3 separate regions of the Homo sapiens genome follow, and all the other regions are linked to region 3. A link is a contact called in ENCODE Hi-C data. All regions are on one chromosome and are shown on one strand. Each heading gives the region's core, a stretch centred on a gene start or an enhancer-like site at or near the end of the contact. The rest is flanking DNA. Distances are from core to core; before and after follow the strand shown. Region 1 overlaps SYN2 (synapsin II). Region 2 holds the start of MKRN2 (makorin ring finger protein 2). Region 3 holds the start of VGLL4 (vestigial like family member 4).

Region 1 (3,754 bases), core at 17-2,516, 540 kb before region 3:
TAGTGGGAAGGCAGGAGGGATTAAAAAAAAGTCAGCAGGCAGGAAACAGCTGGGCTGAAGGGACATTATGTGGCAGGCAAGAGGCAAGAGGTGCCACTGGCCCGAGCTGGGGAGCAAGAGTGGGTGATGCCCCTCCCATCACACGGGACTGGAAGACCCAGAGAAAGTGACCATCTGGACACCTGAGCCCCGCAACCTTGGCTCTGCCACTAATTAGAGGAGTAGCTCGGCTTTGAGAAAAAAAAAAATTTTTCTTTGAGCAAAGTTTTTCTCATCTGCAATGACTACATGATCTCCTAGTGGCTCATTTCAACTCCAGAATTCTCCAGCCCCCTTTTCTCCCTCCCTGAAGAGTCATTTGTTGCCCGTCACCTCACTCTGAGAAGCAGGGGTGTATCACTACCATCCCCTTACCATCCCCCTAAGGCTACGGCTGTCTGTGCTGAAGGTGGTGACAGAAGTCTGCTGGGGACACTGCACAAGCAATCAGAGGCCTCTGTGGGAGAGAGGGCAGAACTGACCATCGTCCACATCCAGGTGCTGTCCCTCCCAAAGACAGCTCTGCTGCTTGCAGGGGTCTGTGCAGTGGGGCAGTGTGGAGGGGCTTCTAGGGTTGATTGCTGGGTGTGGGGGAACCCAAGAGGATGGAGTTCCTCAGCGTCTCTGCCTGGGAACTCCTCTGCTGCCCACACCAGAAACTGACCTCCTTTGGACAGAGCTGAAGGTAAAATGTTGAAATGGATTTAACTACTTCCCTCTTTTCATTCTGGGCAGCCTTACTGATTGCATACTCTGAACTGTGAGTCAGAGGCAGAAAGATTAAAAATTTTTTTTTACAAAGAAAGAAACACACACAAAGAAAAGGAATGGAAAAAAGAGTGGGAGACAGGGTTTAAAATAAACAAACCAAAACCTTAAGCTAGTACAAGACTAGAGAAGGGACAGTGACTCTGCCGTAGTGCCACTTCCCAGGAAGAAAGGGAAGGGGGTTGAATTTCTAGCTAAACTTTAGACTTTCACTTCCCTCTTTCCTCCCTTCTCCAGTGAACCCTAACCACTCCTTTAACCAAACACACACACACACACACACACAAAAACCAAAAACAAACTAACAAAAAAAAACCAAATCCCATCACAAAATATCTGTAGGAGGAGACCTGATTGAAGGTGATTTCTAGCAGCTCTGGAGCCCAAGGCCCACAGGAAGGGTAGGAGGAGGGGAGGGAGGAGCTGCTGAGTTGTCTCTTACTTGAGCTGTGGGTGAGGCTGGGGCTTCTGTGGTGGAGCAGCCAGGGGTGGCTGGGCCTCTGCCAGGGAGCTGCTGCTGGAGGGTGCATCTCCGTGGGTGGTGGGGCCGCCCGGCCGCTGAGGAGCCGAGGAGGAGGAAGAAGAGGAGGAAGAGGAGGAAGGTGGCAGTGATGGTCCAGGGGGGAGCCGGCGTGGAGGCAGCACCTTGCCTGGGGGCTGCATTCCTTGGGGTTGCCCAGGGCCCCCTAGGTTCAGTACAAGAAAAACTTCATAATTTAACCATATAAAAATGTTTCCTTATTAGAATTTATGCCTCAAAGGGTGTGGTTAGTTAATTACCCAAAGGATAAGCTCTATTCCAAGAAGCTGGAGTCTCTGAAGGGCCCTAAAGGGGGTCCTTGGTTAGCTATCCTTGTATATAGCCACTAAGTGCTTCTCCTCAGAAACGGAGCAACTCAGCCACAGCAGCAGTCAGCAGGACAAGGAGGAACCAGGGACGAGCGGCCCCGTCAGAGGCGCACTCTCTCACAGAGGGCCCTAGAATGCAGGGTCCTCTCCCCTCCTCTCTAGAGGTGTCTCAGGCACAGACCACCCTGCTCCAGGGTTTATTGGGAAGTCTCAAGTTCCACATGGCAGATGCAGGAGAGTGTGGTGGAGAGAGCACTGGATCTCAGAAATAGTCTACCAGTGACTCCCTGAGCAAGTCACCAAACTTCCCTGGGCCTTGGTTTTCCCAAACATAAAACTTTAAAAAGTGTAAGCCCTGGTCTTAGTTGTCTTTTAAGGGGTAGTGTTTCAAAGATAATAGGGTTGAGCAAGTTCTTCAAAAAGTATTCCGTACCTTATGATCACCTCGATGGTCACTGACATATGCTGTTTTATGGAGCTGCCCTTGGTCCTGCTCCAAGCCTGCGTGGGTCTGATTGCCAGGCCCACCATGCCCCACCAGGGCTTCATTTTAGCATTAACTCATGCCCACAACCAGGAGAAATCCATTCTTCCTAGGCACTGTTTTGCCTCTCAGTAATATCCTCAAGGGGTTCTAGCAGGATGAACCTCTCAGCCATGTGTGGTAGAATTCTCAAGACATCCAAACCCCACTCTCCCCTGGGGATGTTGTGGGTGCCATTTGGCAAATGAAAGCCCCCCTAAAAAGGAACAGCACACCCTCCTCCCAGCATGAAACACTAAACCATCTGGTGGCCTGGAGAGGAAAAAGGTCCTCCTTCCTCTGGGAGTTGACAGGCATTAAGGTGGTACCAGATTGCCTAGAGTTTGCTGAGGAGGGTCCCAACGCTTAGAAATCAAAAGCCATCCCCATTAGCACCTACTGACTAGTGGAAATGATGCACGACTGCCCTGGGAGGTCCAGTCTCTCAGCCTCAATCCCACAGTCCACATCCACGGGCCTGCTGGAGGGAGTGGACTTACAGAAACTCAGCACCAGCTAGTTGTATTATCACTTAGTTTTTAAGAAACACCAGAACATCTGCACCCTCTGGAGAGGCAGAACTGTATGTCTATGCCACTGTGCACCCATGACTATCCGCTCAGTTCCCCACTATAGGGCACAGAATACCCTTTATCATCTAACCAAATAATACCAGAGTTAGTTACAGAGAAATAAACACATACATAAATCAATGGAATTCTGCAGGTTTAAGAAGCTCCAAATTCAAATCAAATAACTAGTGAAGATGATAGATTAGCAGATTATTTCACATTAACCAGCTTTTGCCACTTCCAAAGTTTGGCATCATTTGCATTAGCATTCTCCTGTAAGGTAATACAGGTTAATAGCTCAGTCTCTTGCACCAGAAACCTGAGTGCTTTCCCATTTGTGCAGATACTTGGATAGCCAGAAACGTTACAACTTAACACTGAAGACAGATATAACTTTTCCTTTATTGCACATTAAGCTGTACAAGAGTCACAAAAGAGAGGTACTTCAATCATACTTCCAGCATTGGCTGAGGTTCTCCCAGTTGGATCAGTACAAAAAAAGGGGACAACGTCAGGAAAGAAATAGGTACAAAACACCTGAATGGCAATCCTATACTGTGACACAGATGTCCCCCAGGCCACAGAGTTGTCCCTAAGCATGCTGCCTGAGGGCACATAACAGTCAGGTTATGCTATCTGCTTGCATTTGGCAGTGGGAGCCCTAACCAATTTCTCCCCCACCTGAAAGACCTTGACTGACACCACCCTGTAGCCTGACTGAATTCAAATGGCAACTTTGCATTTGTGGCTCACAAATGACACATGAAAAGCACCAGATGTACACACTGATAACATGCAGAGAAGCAATACCACCGTCAGCTCATCGCTTGGACAAAAATATACGATAAAATAATGTATTCCTCCATTCTGGGAAATGTTACTTTATTCTATCGTTTCATCAGATTGGGAGGTATTTAAGGACCTGATTCTTATGCAACCCATCTGGAAGTGCAAATATGCATATATGTATATATTTACAACAGATCAACTACCATTATCAGCT
Region 2 (3,633 bases), core at 416-2,915, 910 kb before region 3:
CACCCCTGTTTGGGAAACAGAATTAAAGCTTTCAAGTCAAGCTATCTCCAGGTATACAAGGAAAAAACCAAGATGATCCTGATTTAGGTCCTTGTGCCTCTACTAAGGTGTAAAATTTTAGGCAAATTTCAAGTCTTTCTGAGCATAAGATTCCTTATTTGTAAAATAAGATACTACAGAGTTGAGATTCAATTATAAAGCATTATTACATAAATGTGTACTGTTTTGTGGACACTTCTTAGATGAGGTACGGGAATAAATGGTAGAATTAAACCATAGAGCGAGGGGAGGAATACAGAGGTTTTTCTAGGAGGCTACAAGCTGCTTTACAGTGCACAATGACCTAGGAATACTTCCTCCAGCAGGAGAAACTTTATACAAATAAAAATACGTAAACACACACAAACCCGTCTTCACAAAACACCTTCTAGTACAAATAACCTAGTAAAAGTCTTTTTATAGACACTAGGTGCAAATTTCTGACAACAGCTTAACATAAGCCACCTGGGCCTTGGATAAATTGAACAGTAAATGTACACTAATGCTAACAGAAAACTTACTACACAGTCACGTCTCAACTATTCATACCAATGAAGAGAAGTAACAACATAGAAAATAAACTGTTTATTACACAAACTCTATAACTGTTTTTAAGCAATGTTTCCCATAAAAATTATTAAATGAAATTTGCATTTTCCAAGCATACAATTCAATTTGCGTTTTCCAAACATACAATTCAATAGGACTAGACTCCATTACCAGTAAGCCACAAGCTGACCAAGCAATGAGGGTGTTACACAACCACACTATTCTATTTCATAGGAGCAGTCGTAGTGTAGCTATCTGGCTATTTTCTACAATAAACCATCCATTACCGTCGCATTTCTCCTCGTAAATGGCTCTCTCAGTAAGATAAATGAGTGTCAACGTCTTTCGGTCTCAGTTTCCTGCACTGTAAAATGGTAATAATAACTACTAAGTTGTCTTACTGTGAAGTCTGATGATAATGAATATAAAGGACTTGGAAATATGCAGGGCGCTTCGCCGATATTCACAATATGCTACCTGTCGTTATTTTCCACACAACAACTTTTACTTGTTAACTCTCTGCAAGTTTAGATTGCATCTGGATTCTCCAAACTTTGAGGCCCTCATAATCGATTAACAAATTACTCCTATGTGGTATCCCCATTTGTAACCGTCCTCTCGGCGTCCCTTTACTCAACTTCAAATCTTTTCCAGTTAAAGCGTAAGCCCCAGAGCCTTCCCGACAGCGCCCCGGCATCCTGCACGGCCCTGGCTAGGACGTCCTTCCTCCCAGCCCACAGGGGCCACGCTTCAAACTCGGGGCGTAGCCCCCCGCGCTGGCCTCGCCCAGCGTCTCGGCCACGCATCCCCCGGATCCCCGGCTGTGGCGGCAGCGCTCGCTCTGCCTCGCAAAGCCCCGCCGCGAACAGCCGAGTAACTTTCCGAGTCCCGCTCTAGCCTCAGGTTCCCGGACCACAGCACTGGCGCGCACCGGCCCCCCTGCGGCCTGGGGGAGCGGCCCGAAGCTCCTGGCTCCAGCGCACTGACCTGCAAGTGATCTGCTTGGTGCTCATGGTGGCTGGGCTGAGGGACCGTCGTCGTGCCGCCGCCTCTCGCAGCCGCTGCCGCCTCGGCCTTGGCCCTGGCCCGGCCCATCCCGCGTAGCCGCGTCACGCCGGCGCACGCCGGCGCACGCCGCCCCTCCGGTGTGGCACCTTTGTAGCGCCGGCGGGTAACCTAGCCGTCGTCACAATTGGTTCCGCACCGGGGATCGGGCCGGCTGTCCCGGCATCCCTGCTCTCGGTGTCCCGCACTTCCAAGCCTCCGGGGCGGAGCCTGGCTGGCATCTTAGTCCTGCCAGTCTTATCCCGATGCCTACTGTTAGTGCCTGCGATTCTGCCCCGATCGCCAAGAGTATTCCTTAGGGATCTCCCGCCTCCTTCGAGGCACTTCACCACTCCTGGGGAAACTCCAGCCTCTCCTCTTAATCCCGGATGCCCCTATCCATTCATACTCGCACTCACTGGGCACCCTTCTCAGGCCCTGCCTCAACTGTTCCCGCCGGACCTCGCCTCCCACTTAAGGAAATTCCTTAGCTCTCTCCCAACTGCTCTTTCCCCAAATCTCTACTTCCACAAGTTTTAGTCTTCATTTTCTTTCCTGCCAGTCTTGTGCTGCTCGTCTTCCATTTCCTATGGTGGAAACCCCAAAAGTTATTTTTGACACTTCCCTCTAGCTCTCTATACCCTGCAGATTCTGCTCCCACACCTCTGTCCAATGCGTCCTCTTCTGCCCCCTTTCCACCGTCCCTTCTACCTAGCACCATGCGATACCTTTTTTTTTAATTATTATTATTTTATTTTTTATTTTTTTGAGACGGAGTTTCTCTCTTGTTGCCCAGGCTGGAGTGCAGTGGGGCGATCTCGGCTCACTGCAACCTCCGCCTCCCGGGTTCAAGCGATTCTCCTGCCTCTCAGCCTTCCACGTAGCTGGAATTACAGGCGTGCACGCCTGGCCAGCCATGCGATAGCCTTTTAACTGGTCTTCTGGCTTCCGTTCCTGGTAAAAATCTATTTTTAAAACATAAATCGGATCATGTCATTCACCTTTTAATCTTACAATGGTTTCTCATTGCTTAAAAACTCGAGATACATAACATGCACAATATAAGTGCACCAAACACATTCTATGAATTTTTGCACATGCATACACTCATGAAACTACCACCCAGATCAAAATAAAGAATTTTTTGTTTTGTTTTGAGGCAGGGTCTTGCTCTGTCGCCCAGGCTGGAGTGCAGTGGCGCCATCATAGTTCAAGCAGTCCTCTGCCTTAACCTCCCCAGCAGCTGGGAATACAGGTGCGCGACACCATGCTCGACTAAACTTCAAAATGCTGGAGTAAGGAGAGGTTGAGCCGGAAGGATCCTTTGAGCATAGTTCACTGCAGTCGAGGCTGCAGGGGGTGGGTGGGGGCTGGATATTATCGACACCCCAGAAGGGCTTCCTTATGGTCCTTCCCAGGCAATACTTTACAAAGGTCATTGCTTGGGTTCATCTCTATCACTATAAATTAGTTTAACTGTTCTTGACTTTCATATAAATAATAATTCAGTACCTACGCTTTTGTCTGCCTTCTTTTGACCAACATTTTATCTGTGAGATCTTTCCATGTTATGTATGTATAGCTGTATGTTCTTTTTTTACTTTGCTATAAAAATATTGAGTCTTCCAATGAATGAGCATGGTATATACTTCCAATTATTTAGAACTTTTGAAATTTTTCTCAGGAATTTGGAAGTATACTGGAAATTTTGTTTTCAGTGTCTTGAATATTGCATTTTAACTCATAACACATTTGATCCATGCAATTCATGCTCATAAAAATTACACGTCTTTTTTTTTTTTTTTTTTGAGACGGAGTCTTGCTCTGTCACCCAGGCTGGAGTGCAGTGGCATGCTCTTGGCTCACTGCAACCTCCACCTCCCGTGTTCAAGCGATTCTCCTGTCTCAGCCTCCGGAGTAGCTGGGATTATACAGGCGCACGCTGCCACGCCCAGCTGATTTTTTGTGTTTTAGTAGCGACGGGGTTTCACCCTGTTGCCC
Region 3 (3,602 bases), core at 405-2,904:
GCGGACTGCAGACTGCAGTGGCGCAATCTTGGCTCACTGCAAGCTCCGCTTCCCGGGTTCACGCCATTCTCCTGCCTCAGCCTCCCGAGTAGCTGGGACTACAGGCGCCCGCCACCGCGCCCGGCTAATTTTCTGTATTTTTAGTAGAGACGGGGTTTCACCGTGTTAGCCAGGATGGTCTCGATCTCCTGACCTCATGATCCACCCGCCTCGGCCTCCCAAAGTGCTGGGATTACAGGCGTGAGCCACCGCGCCTGGCCTATTGCTGGATTTTTAACATACAACTCCTTCAAATTATTTATTCAAATATTATTTTGGAATATTAAAAATATATTTTTAGAATAGTAATTCAAATGTTTAGTTTTTGTTTTTTTTTTTTCTATTTTGTTAACACGTTCTTGATGTGCTGAAAACTGAACATTCAGTGGTTCACTCGTTCAGTAAACAGTTTTTGGGCACCTGAACTTGGTTGTGCTAGGCACTGGGTAATCAAAGTTTAAGCCCCAAGTTCTTCCAATAGCAAATAGTACAGCTGCATGCCACTAGCTTCTTACACACAGGTGGGTGACATACATGCCAAATGAAAATAATTTTACCCTTTCCCTCTATAATTTCAAGTACACTTTTAATTTTTGATATTATAGCCCTATTTGCTTAAACACTCTTCCATCTCTTCTCCTCTCCTTGTCTCCTTTTTTTCTTTTCTTTTTTTTTTTTTTTTTTGAGACAAAGTCTCACTCTGTTGCCCAGGCTGGAGTGCAGTGTCACGATCTTGGCTCACTGCATCCTCCTCCTCTCAGGTTCAAGCAATTCTCCCACCTCAGCCTCCTGAGTAGCTGGGACTACAGGCGTGCGCTACCACACCAGGCTAATTTATGTATTTTTAGTAGAGATGGGGTTTCACCATGCTGGCCAGGCTGGTCTTGAACTCTTGACCTCAAGTGATCCGCCTGCTTCGACTAGGATTACAGGTGTGAGCCACTACACCCGGCCCCCTCGTTTTTTTAAATAAAATTATAACATTAGGTGGGAAAAAACACTTTAAAAGTAGTTCTGTCAACTATTTTGGGGGCTGTGGGCCAGTCATTTAATCCATCTGAACCTGTTTCCTCTGCTGTGAAAGGGTGATACCCTCCTTGCCCTGTCCATCTCAGTTGTTATGGGGATTATGGAAGAAGCTATATGTAACATTAACATCAGAAATTTAAATATCCAGTTAAAGTGTAAATGGATATTATAAAACAATCTTTAAAAGAAACAAAGACACTATATATATATATATGGCTTATGCATCACTAGCACTTTGGGTTTCCGAAACCCCAACATGAAGTTTCACGAAAGTTGCATTCCATGGGAGTTTGCTTCCATGATGGATTTTTTACTTTGTACTTAGCTCCTGAAAAAGAAACTTCCTGGGTTTTCTTTTTTCCTCCTACGGTTTTGCAGCGGCTTGGCTGCTTCCTGTCAAGAGCCACTCTGCCAAGGCCCCGTCTCTAGAGTCTCTCCCCCTCCCCTTTCTCTTTCTTTCCAACACTTGCTACATTGAGAGGCTGATCCTGTGCAGAAGCCCTCCCTGCCTCGGCAGCGCGGCGCAGTGAGCATGCTCGGCCTCCTGCGGGAAGAGGAAGCGGCGGCATAGGAGTCATGCCAAGCATAGCCCTCATGTCAGCGCTGCCGGCTTGCAGCGGGCTGTGAGAGGGGCCGGCGCCGCTTTGTCCTAGGAAACGGGCTGCGCGTTTCTCTTTTTCACTCTTTTCCATTTCCAGGAAGGACTTGTAAGGACTTCTGAAACGCTGTTTTCATACTCGATCGGGGATACAGTACATACACCGTCTACCAGTAAGCCCTTGAAGGGTTTCGTGTGAGCTCGATTTTTTTGTGCCTGATTTTTTTTTTTTTAACTTTTGCATACTTTGTTTTGATAGTCTGAGGCTGGGCCTCTGCCTTTGTGAAGTTGAAGAGCCAGGAGCTACTCAGCAACAATTGATTTTTGAAACTTAACTCTTTTGGGGCAAAAGCAAAGAGCTGGTTTTCTTTGCTAGCCCAATAAATGCTATTTATGAAGATGGACCTGTTGAACTATCAGTACTTGGACAAGATGAACAACAATATCGGCATTCTGTGCTACGAAGGTAGATGTCCCGTTGTAGAATTACTGCCCGTTGCTCGTCCCGGCCACTCCTCCTCAGTGTGCTGGGTGCCTGCCTTCTAAGCGCCCGCTGTCCTCCTCCGGGGTGTAGGGCACTTGAAAGGCCGGCGTTTCTTAGGTTCGGTTCGGCACCGAGTGTGTTCGGATCTCAGGCTGCGGGGGGCGGTGGAGGGGGCTGGACGGGGAGGCAGTGAAGTAGAAACCCTTCAAAGTTTGCTCGTTGCTTGCAACGTACTCGCGCCTCACATTTTTAACTCTTTAAAATGTATGTATTTTTGATTTCCGTTAATATTGTCTTTAGGGGAAGGACTTGTAGGACGCCGGTAAAAGTTGAGCCTCTTTGGGGGAGGGGCTGGTAAGGATTGCACCGTCTACTGTACCCTGCTGTGGGCCACGGCGCCCTGCAGCTCACGGAGGGGGAGCCAAAGTTACAGCGAGTTTTTGTGCTCGCGAGTGAGCGTCCCAAACAGCGGAGAATGTCCCTCTCCCGCGTGGGGCCGGAAGGGCACCGTGTCAGCGAGCACAGGCGGGCTCTTTGTCTCGCTGGCGCTTCCTGTGCAGCCCGGGGAGCGCTGACACTGGGGGGTGTTCCTCGCGCTCCGCTCCCTGTGGGAGCGATTACACAACACCCCGACCCCCAGCCTGCCCTGAAAAAGAGAGAGCCGCGCCGAACTGTTATTTATTACCTCCTACTGCCCGCGAGGTGCTTCCCCCACTGTCTTGTATTTCCAACTGTCTCTGGTAGCAGTCAGAGAAAAATCTATTTCTTAAGCCCTCGGACATCCTCTACGTGCGATTTGAAAAAGTGGCAATGGCCCTGGGTCTGCCGCCGAGGGCATCTCCGGGGGAGTTCGGCCTGGCAGGAAGAGTGTTTTCTGTTGTAACCACACACACATCCGGGACTCTTCTCTTTCTCATTCAGCAGGAGCAGTTTCCATTTTTTCTCCAATAATACACGGGACATTTCTCTTGAAAAAGAAAACAGTTACAAAAACTTGGGAGGGTGATTCACTTGTATTTTTTTAATCTAAAAACTTCAGGCCTGTTTCCTAATCAGTTGAAAACTCACCCTTTCAAGAGTATTTTTCCCCTTCAAGGAAAAAAAACAACAACAACCCTCATTCACGTTGTTTTTTAAAACTCTATGGATGAGGATCTCATATTTAACGTTTTTTAAAAAGAGTATTTGTTTTTCTTTACTCCTACTAGTTCCTGCTATGAGAATTTTCGTGAATTTCTTTCTTTGCATCTGATGTGTTAAGTAACATCTTGCTTCTGAACTCACTTAAAAAAGGCAGCCGACTTTAGAAAGCCGTAAGCAGCCATTGCTGGGCTTGTTTCCCGTGACATTCACACATTGTAGTCAGGGTTTTGTTTTTCTTGTTTTTTTTTTTTTTAACCATCCCCGCTTCCCCCAACAAGAAAGAAAAACTTCTGAGGCAATTTCTGTTGT

What was found. A loop is a pair of places that touch in the nucleus more often than their neighbours do. Pooled maps may share reads with other maps.
Region 1: a pooled map shows a loop between it and region 3 (7-fold over the local background). The contact joins the enhancer-like site here to the promoter of VGLL4 in region 3. A Hi-C loop is called at or near these places in 1 of 168 maps with a recorded cell type or tissue (K562), 4 of 37 single-sample maps with no recorded cell type and 10 of 50 pooled maps.
Region 2: a loop to region 3 is called in a map of CD8-positive, alpha-beta T cell, with 6 times the contacts of the local background. The contact joins the promoter of MKRN2 here to the promoter of VGLL4 in region 3. A Hi-C loop is called at or near these places in 1 of 168 maps with a recorded cell type or tissue (CD8-positive, alpha-beta T cell), 1 of 37 single-sample maps with no recorded cell type and 12 of 50 pooled maps.

What each region holds. Positions count from the first base shown.
Region 1 is chr3:12,185,108-12,188,861 of GRCh38, reverse strand. It overlaps SYN2 (synapsin II), which reads right to left. Exons shown (of 13, transcript NM_133625.6): 12 at 1,250-1,493. Among named protein-coding and RNA genes, the nearest start is that of TIMP4, 28 kb to the right of the region's middle. RefSeq lists enhancers at 1,036-1,175, 1,376-1,485. Within about 2 kb of position 1,266, at least 17 of the 41 ENCODE cell types and tissues checked have a DNase peak (open chromatin) inside an H3K27ac peak, as active enhancers do.
Region 2 is chr3:12,555,119-12,558,751 of GRCh38, reverse strand. MKRN2 (makorin ring finger protein 2) reads right to left here and starts at 1,665. Exons shown (of 8, transcript NM_014160.5): 1 at 1,576-1,665. The coding sequence starts at 1,601. It also overlaps a transcript of MKRN2OS not described here. RefSeq lists enhancers at 946-1,005, 915-1,438, 1,826-1,885, 1,936-2,045 and a silencer at 1,566-1,655.
Region 3 is chr3:11,641,967-11,645,568 of GRCh38, reverse strand. It overlaps VGLL4 (vestigial like family member 4), which reads left to right and starts at 1,654. Exons shown (of 5, transcript NM_001128219.3): 1 at 1,654-2,132. The coding sequence starts at 2,051. RefSeq lists enhancers at 1,431-1,510, 2,701-3,070.